Regions from separate parts of the Mus musculus genome. Here region 2 is linked to region 1. Evidence: chromatin contacts called from ENCODE POLR2A ChIA-PET data. All regions are on one chromosome and are shown on one strand. Each heading gives the region's core, a stretch centred on a gene start or an enhancer-like site at or near the end of the contact. The rest is flanking DNA. Distances are from core to core; before and after follow the strand shown.

Region 1 (3,931 bases), core at 437-2,936:
GTTGCTGCTCCTGCCACTGCTGCTTTGTGGTTTGTCTGTGATACAGGGCCCTTGCTGGTCCAGGGCAGCCTGATGGTGGCTCTCCTGCCTCAGCCTCCTGAGTGCTGGCTGCGGTTAGGCCATCCCCATCCTCCAGCTGCCTTTATCCTGTAATAACTAAAAATCTAAGACAAGACTCAAGGGGCCACACCCATGTCTTTACTGCCATTCCTTTCTCTATTCTTTCACCAGAAGCCCTCATTTGTTTGACCAGGGAACTTCTAGGTGCTTTTTAAACAGACGACAGATTCACCCTAGCGGTAGCTGACCTTAAACTGTAGATCTCCTGTTTTAGTCTCTGGAGCTGTGATTACAGACCATCTGGCCCTCAGAGGTGCTCTTAATTCATATATTAAGCCATTTCGTTGTTCTACCAGTTCCTAATTTCTCCTAAAATATGTTTGGATTTAAGCACTAAAATTCCAGTCACTGTAATTATTGTTGTTGTTACTTTTTGAGACAGGGTTTCTCAGTATAGATAGCCCTGGCTGTCCTGGAACTCACTCTGTAGACCAGGCTGGCCTTGAACTCAGAAATCTGCCTGCCTCTGCCTCCCAAGTGCTGGGATTAAAGGCATGCGCCACCACGACCGGCTGGCACTGTAATTCTTAAAACTCAGTTTCTCCCCAGACAATATAACATTATTCATTTAATCATCTCATCCTTCTGCCCTATGTTATAGTTAATTATGGCTTTTATTTTATTACTTGGTAATAAAGGCTACATTTATTTTTGTAACTGTGTAGAGCGATCTACCACGTGCCTGGTACTGAGTCTTGATATCCCAAGTGTTGACCTGTGATTTGTGTCGGATACAGAGACCCTTCGACCAAGTGGAATTACATAATAAACCATGGGCAGTTTATTCGAGATTTCTTGGAGCAAGAATGAAAGGATTATTACAATACGCGTCTACAGATGCTAGTGGTGTCTAAACTTGACCATCGGGATAGAGGAGGCTAGGCGGCAGGTGGGTGGGCGCGCGGCCCATTCATAAAACCTAGGATTCCCGGCCTGCTCCTCTGATTGGCCCCCGGGAAAGGGGGCGTACCTTGCGGGTGGAGCGAGCCGTCGGCCCAGGGGAGTGGGAAGATCCACGCTTGGGTGGAGCGAGGGGGCGGTCCCTGGTTTTCTAGGCAGGACTTCCTTTCCCCTTTGCCGCGTTACTCCTCTGTCCCCCGGGGTGGAGATGGTATGTTCCAGCTTCTTCTCATGCCGGCCCCTCTTCCCCTCCCGAAGCGGCGGCGCTGCCGCCATTTTAGTACTTCATGTGGAGGCAAAGTCAAAGCCCGGCCTTGAGGGTGTCCGAGTAGGGAGCCCTTCTTGCCGAGTGCCTCGAGGCTGTCCATCCCCAGTCTTCCTCGTTCCCCCGCGTGAAGCCGGCTGGGTTCCCTTCAGGCCGGGAGAGGAGGAGTGGGCGGGGCAGCTGCAAGCGCCCGGGGACGGGCGGTACCATTCCGACGGGGAGGGGAGAGCCGGGATCCAGTGGGCGGTGCCGCCCGGGGGCGGGGTGAGGATCAGGCTGGCCTGCTCCCCGGGGCGGGGCGGGGCGGGGCGGGCCGGCGCAGCGAGGGCGGGGCGTGGGGCGGACGGAACCACCGGGGCGGGGTGGGGAGGTAACGGGACGGGCGCGACCATGGCTCGGTGAGGCAGCGGGGGTGGGGATCGGTTCGGGGGAGGCCTGGGGCCGCTCGCTGGTGCGCTGTCTCCGCCGCCCCCCCTTTCGCCGCCGCCGCCGCCCCGGGCATGTCGTCCAACTGCACCAGCACCACGGCGGTGGCGGTGGCGCCGCTCAGCGCCAGCAAAACCAAGACCAAGAAGAAGCATTTCGTGTGCCAGAAAGTGAAGCTATTCCGGGCCAGCGAGCCGATTCTCAGCGTCCTGATGTGGGGGGTGAACCACACGGTAACCAGCTTCCCCGTGCGCGCCCCCACTCCCTCCGGCCTCGCCACGCTCGCCCCGCGGGTGACGCCTGCAACCCTTCCGCCGAGCCACTTGCATGCCCGCCCACCCGTGCACGCTGTCCGGCCGGGCGTGCACTCCCCGTTCGCCACGCGAGGCCTGGTGTCCCCGTGCTATGCCGTCGTCGTTTCCCCTTCGCTCCAGCCCCTCTGGCTTCTTGTGTCCGTATGCTGGCTCCGTGCAACCCCGGAGCTTCCGAGGGAAGGCCTGGGTGCTGCAACGACGCTGCTTCTACCCTCAGCGTGTTTGTTGCATGGCTATTCCGCTTGTCTCTTATAGCTGGCTACCACATCATTGCTCAGTTGACAGGGCAAGTGGGACTGGCTTGCCTGAATGTTCCTGTTTGTGGTCCTTTGGGTGGTATGGCTGCTCAAAGTTTCCCATCTTCTAGGCCTCCTTACCCCTGACTGTGGACATCCTCTCTGGGTTTCCTTTTTTTCTTCTTCTTCTTCATGAAGACGTATCAACTGGAGAAGCAGAGACTTCTCCAAACCACAGACACTTGACTTGTGTTCCCATGGATGAAGGATAAGTGCGAGCACAAGGCCCGAGGGAGTGTAGACTTGGTTATGGAAATAATGTATCTTCCTCGTTCTTCTGTGATGTTTCAAAGCCATTGACTTCTCGTATGGTTTTCCAGGGTGTGATAATGGTGATTACTGTCTCAGATGAGTGGTCCTTTGGGTCCTGGGTGCTTTGGGATGGTGCAGCAGCCTCTGCCAAGAAGTTGGATGTGGCCGACGTTAGCTGGTTGGCTCTGTTTATGTGCTGTTTGTTTGGGATCTGCTCTCTTTCGGTGGCTTGCTCTCTGCCTTCTCACCGTTTCTTTGTGAGTCCCTACACTGAGAGCAAACAGAGGAAGTGAAAAGACCTGAGGTGCTGACTCCACCAGCCACAAGTTTAGAATGGGGGTGGGTGGGGGGAGGATAACGGGTCGGGTCTCCTTCGGATTTCATTCTTTAGGCTCCATGACTTTTCTGAACACTTGAAATTGTCTACAAGACCAAACAATGACCCAGGGACCCAGGGTCAGGGAGACTTCATTTTCTCTTGCTTTGGTAGAAGACCTAGAGGGTCCTTTGGCTAGAGATTGAGGGACAGCCACCTACACCAGCGTAGATCTCCACGTCTTAGAGAAGAGCGCATGTGTTTGTGAGGTCCTCTCAGGCCTCTTAGTCTTGGGCACATTCCCCTTTTCCATGGAATCCCTGGGCTTAATGAGTGTCCTGGCCGGGAAGTGGGATGCCCGGACCTCTAAAGGAGCTGGACATCAACAGTGAGCAGAGCTTGCTCCTCTTGCTTCGGGGGTCATCTGACATTCCCAGGGAAACTGGGTCAGCAAATTGTGAACCCTGCATCCCTTTCTGGGAGTCACTCCTTGATTTTGTTTGACATCTGGCCTCTCACTAGAAAGCATCCTGTAGCAAAAGCCTGAAGGTGGGTAACTTCATTTCACTCCGGAGACCGAACAGAGCCTTTGGCTCGGGGGTAGCTTGCCTATGCTTGCCGTGAAGATACAGTTCCTTGTCCAGCACCAAGAGGCTCTGTTGGTTAGTGGCGGTTCTTGAGTGACAGGCCTTTTGTTCCTTTTACTCTCTCAGCCATGACCAAGCATCTCAACTTGAATATATACTGGGGAAAGGTGTGTGTGTGTGCACACGCGCACACTCACTGGGCATGCCGGTTCCTGGGATTGTATATGGTATTTGGATGGTATTTGGTTTTCTCATGGGCAAGCAATAAGTCTGCGAAGACCTGGGCATCTGATGGAAAACTGAGGGCAAGAGAGCATGGTGGTTACTGTTGCCCTTTGCTAACTTGAAGGAAGTTTGGTGGGCTAGCTGGAAAAGCCCTGACTTTCCAGGATCCACAGGGATCTGCATACAGGTGGGAGGAGGACCTGGAGCACCACTGCCCTGTATGGGTGAGC
Region 2 (3,928 bases), core at 817-3,316, 69 kb before region 1:
AGCAAGGGTGGGGATGGGGAGACGACAGGCCAGCCTGGGATTTCAGCACCGCAGGCCTTACAGAGACCACAAATGCCCTGGCTCAATCCTGTTACACAACCCCACTCCCCTTCCACCAGCCCCAGAGCGCCGGGTTCTCACCTGACTCTGCAGCTCGCTCTGTTGCTTGAGGCGGAGATTTTCCGGAGTGTCGGCCACCATGGTGAAGGACTGCTTGGGATAGTGTCTGTGGGACAGAGAGTGGATCAGGCGTCACTCAGGGCAAAGACAGGGAATTCTGAGCTTCTCTTATAACTGAGCAGCCCCTGCTGGCCTGCCAATGCTGAAGCGAATGGGGGCCTTCCCAGGCACAGCCTAGGCCGGCTCAGAGGGCAAGACACGGCAGGTCTGAGTAGCTGCCTGGCAGACAAAACGGTCCTGGCCCCACAGGGAGGCTTCTGAGGATTTCAGGTTACTTGTTTCAGAGAATCCACGCCTTGGAGTTCCCCCACAGTGGATCCCAGGGACAGGCCACCCAGGAGAGCCAGCCTAGTCAGACATGCAGGAGATGGGTACACACAGGGTCAGAGCTGAGACTTCTACAGCAGTGGAGATCAAACACACAAAGGCGCATGAGCGACTCAAGACTGAAGGAAAAATGGACAAAAATACAGGAAGCTCCCTGTCATTGGAATAAGAGAACAATACATGTGCAGGAGGGTGATGGCACCTTTAAGCCCAGCCCTCAGGAGGCGGAGGCAGGTGGATCAGTGAGTTTGAGGGCAGCCTGGTCTACAGAGTGAGTTCTAGGACAGTCAGGAAATCAGAGAAAAACCTGAAACCAAGAAAAATGGGAGAGAAAGAAAGACAGAGGGAATACCTTGTCTGTCCAACATCATCCAACTCACAGATAGCTGGGAAGATCTGTGTGTGTCCAGTCACACTTAAGTGACAGGTAAGAGCAGCTAGGGTTACCCTGTGCTAAGGGGCTTACTTCTGTGACTTAGTTATCACCTTACCTCAGCGTTGCTACTGTCCCCCTTTTGACAGGCAGGAGAACAGACACACTAGAGAGGTCAACACACAGAAACATGAGAATTCTGACCCCTAGAAAAAGCTGGTCTAGAGGTGGCCCAGAATGTAGCCTGCAGGGACTTGAAGGATGTCACCCTTACTGCACAGAGAGGTAGTAAACTATGCACAGCCGTCCCTTGTCACTAAGCCGTCTCTGAGTTCCTGTTCTTATCACATGGACGCTCTCTTCCCGATTCTCCTTGAGCAGAGAGACTTTTGATCATGTCCATTGAATTATCCACGCTTCCGGAAAGGAGGCTGGTTGAAGCTCAACAAACACTTGAGGTAACAATTGTCACACCAGGCGCGGAAGTTGACCTAGGACCAGGGAGCTCTTTACCCTTTGAATCCCCCCCCCCCCCCCCCGAGATCCTTAGGTAAACCAGTCAGAGGACAGGCAGGTCTGTGTTTAGTGCTAGAATATGGAATAGCTGGGGCCCACATGACCTTCACCCACCTCAGGGACCTGATGGGTGGCTTCTCCAAGCAGACACTGTATTGAAAAGCCTGACCTGGCCATGTTTAGTTCTGGGTGACTGCACCCACCACAGCTGTAACCAGTGCAGACGCCCTGACTCACAGACTCACAAGCACCGGGTAAGAAAACGACGGCCCTTGATGGTCCTTTTTCCAAGTATGACCCACCCCAGCTGGCCAACATGCCCACAGGAAGTCATAAGCTGCCACCTGCTTGTGTACTGGGCACTCTCTCTAGCCGCCTGCACCACCCTGTGAATGTTTTATATCCCTCTGGGTCACCCAGGGTAGAGTGGACTCAACCAAAGAAGGCATGACTAGAAGGGACACGTGATGGGCTCTTCCTAGGCGACCAACTTCACCTCCATGCTGATGTCACTGTCTTAGGCCTCGGCGATGAGTTCCGGCCATTCCAGTCAGCCAGATAAACAACTCCCTCAGCAAAATGAGGGAGCTGGACGAGAAAAGCAAACACCTGCAGGTGCCCGCAGCTGGCAGCAGCCACGGACACAGATGAAGACAAGCAAAGGCAAGGTCCCACCCCCAGGTCTGGCCCGGTGCCCTGCACAGCCAAGCCACACACGGCTCAGGAGCCTATCCAAAATTCCTACTCCCATCCAGGGCAGAGAGGATTAAGACGGACTCTGTTCCTAGAAGACAAGACATGAACAGAGGGATTGGAAGAGAGATCTCTAGAAGAGCTGGCTGATCTGGAGACCCCAGGAGACAGGGCTTCAAAAAGGACCTCCATATAAACTGGGCCCACTCTGAAGGGAAGTGGAACACAAACTGCGCCTCTGTCAGTCAATAGAGATGCACACAGGGAAGGGATCCAGGATTCAGGCAGCTCTGGCCACGTGTGCAAGGTCAAGTTGTTATGTTGCACAGGGCGAAGGCAGCCTGAAGAGCTGAAGACTCAAGAAGCATCCATCCTCAGAAGCCATCCACAAACCCTGGGGAGACTGTTCTCATATGGCTGCCTACAGATGTAAGGCAGAAAGCCATCTCCATTGGCCCAAGGACAGCCAGACACGTGCAGACTGCCACACCCTCTCCCCAGGTCCTCAGCTCCTGCTCACACAGTTTCTGCCTCCCTCGGGAGTGATTACTACGAAGGTGTGCCCTCCACACTGCCAAGCGTTTCCTGGACGCTGAGCTGGTAGCTGTGGAACCTCCACGCTCACACCTCCTCCACTCGCCCTGCCCCTGTCACACCCTGTACCCCATTAGAAGGTCCCAGGCACCAGGTGCTTGCTTCAGATGGAATCCAGGCTCTTCACCATTATCTTCTCAACCCCTTAGAACAGGAATATTAATGGGGGGGGGGAGCCTAGATGTGAACTCTAGAGTGCCACAAATGGGGAAGGAATTTAATCCTGTATCTGGTCGAGTGGGTTAAGACACTCCATGGAACCGCTACGCCCAGCCCCAGGCAGAGGAAGCGCACCAAAGGACTACATTCCTCCTGATGGGTCAGCTTAGTGCCCCCTCCACACACACACACAGCCCCCAACCCTGGGTGAGACAACCCTGCCTTTCCCTTCTCCTGCTAGCTGCTGTGCTTCAGGTTCCCATGGCAACCTCATTCTCAGCTCCAGGCAGGAGAGCAGAGAAAGGGAGAGGGGAAGGAGGGAGAGGTCTACAGGGGTATGGGGGCAGGGGAAGACAGACTACAAGAGTATCCTCCACCAAGGAGATGCCCAAGGGGCCTGGGCTGGTTTCTTGCAGACAGCTGTCCTCAGATTTGTCTCTAGAAGGCAGGATACCAGAGTATCCATCCGCGCTGCTCCCCTCCCCCAACAGGGTGGTCTTTGAAGAGGACTCCAGGTGATCCTGCATGATCCTGCAGAAACTGATGGCTCAGAATTCGACCTTCCTCTGCCCTCTTAGACCCCAGGTTGAAGCCATGCCTTCACCTTCGGATTTAGGGGGCTGGGGCGCGAGGGGGGGCACAATGGGGACACACCAGTGTAGCTTTGGAAACAGTTTAGACCACAGGTCCACTCACCTAACCTCCACCCCAGCCAGACCTTCAGGCCCCCACAGAAACAAAATGAGGCGACAGTTTAAGAGTCAGAGATAGAGCTGAGTCCACTACAGAGAACAGCTGCTCTTTGTCCCTTCCTGGGCTAGCCTCTTATTAATCATTCCCAGAGAGTGCGATGCCTTCGATAGGGGCCTCGTCATAGACCTGTCTTTGCCAATGATAGCGGGGGGGGGGGGGGGGGGGAGGACACAGGCCAATGGGACAGAGAGCTGGGTGGAGAGGGAGGGACAAGGAAGCTACCTGGCATCAGGAAGGTAAAAGCAGAAAGAGCCTGTGGTAGCCAGAAGGTAGGCGGGGAGCAGGGCAGCGGCTGGGGAAACCCTACAGGCTCTCTCACTGTTCAGCTTCTCT

Evidence for each region. ChIA-PET counts read pairs that join two places held with the same protein, here RNA polymerase II (POLR2A).
Region 2: POLR2A ChIA-PET joins it to region 1 with 11 read pairs in embryonic stem cell. The contact joins the enhancer-like site here to the promoter of Pip4k2b in region 1. POLR2A ChIA-PET finds 5 or more read pairs at or near these places in 2 of 5 experiments (Patski and embryonic stem cell).

The regions. Positions count from the first base shown.
Region 1 is chr11:97,742,459-97,746,389 of GRCm38, reverse strand. It overlaps Pip4k2b (phosphatidylinositol-5-phosphate 4-kinase, type II, beta), which reads left to right and starts at 1,686. Exons shown (of 10, transcript NM_054051.1): 1 at 1,686-1,944. The coding sequence starts at 1,786. Cwc25 (CWC25 spliceosome-associated protein) reads left to right here. Exons shown (of 10, transcript NM_026186.4): 10 at 1-920. It overlaps Mir8102 (microRNA 8102), which reads right to left and starts at 1,493; the gene lies at 1,355-1,493.
Region 2 is chr11:97,811,996-97,815,923 of GRCm38, reverse strand. It overlaps Lasp1 (LIM and SH3 protein 1), which reads right to left. Exons shown (of 7, transcript NM_010688.5): 3 at 142-226. Among named protein-coding and RNA genes, the nearest start is that of Lasp1, 14 kb to the right of the region's middle. Within about 2 kb of position 2,066, at least 3 of the 3 ENCODE cell types and tissues checked have a DNase peak (open chromatin) inside an H3K27ac peak, as active enhancers do.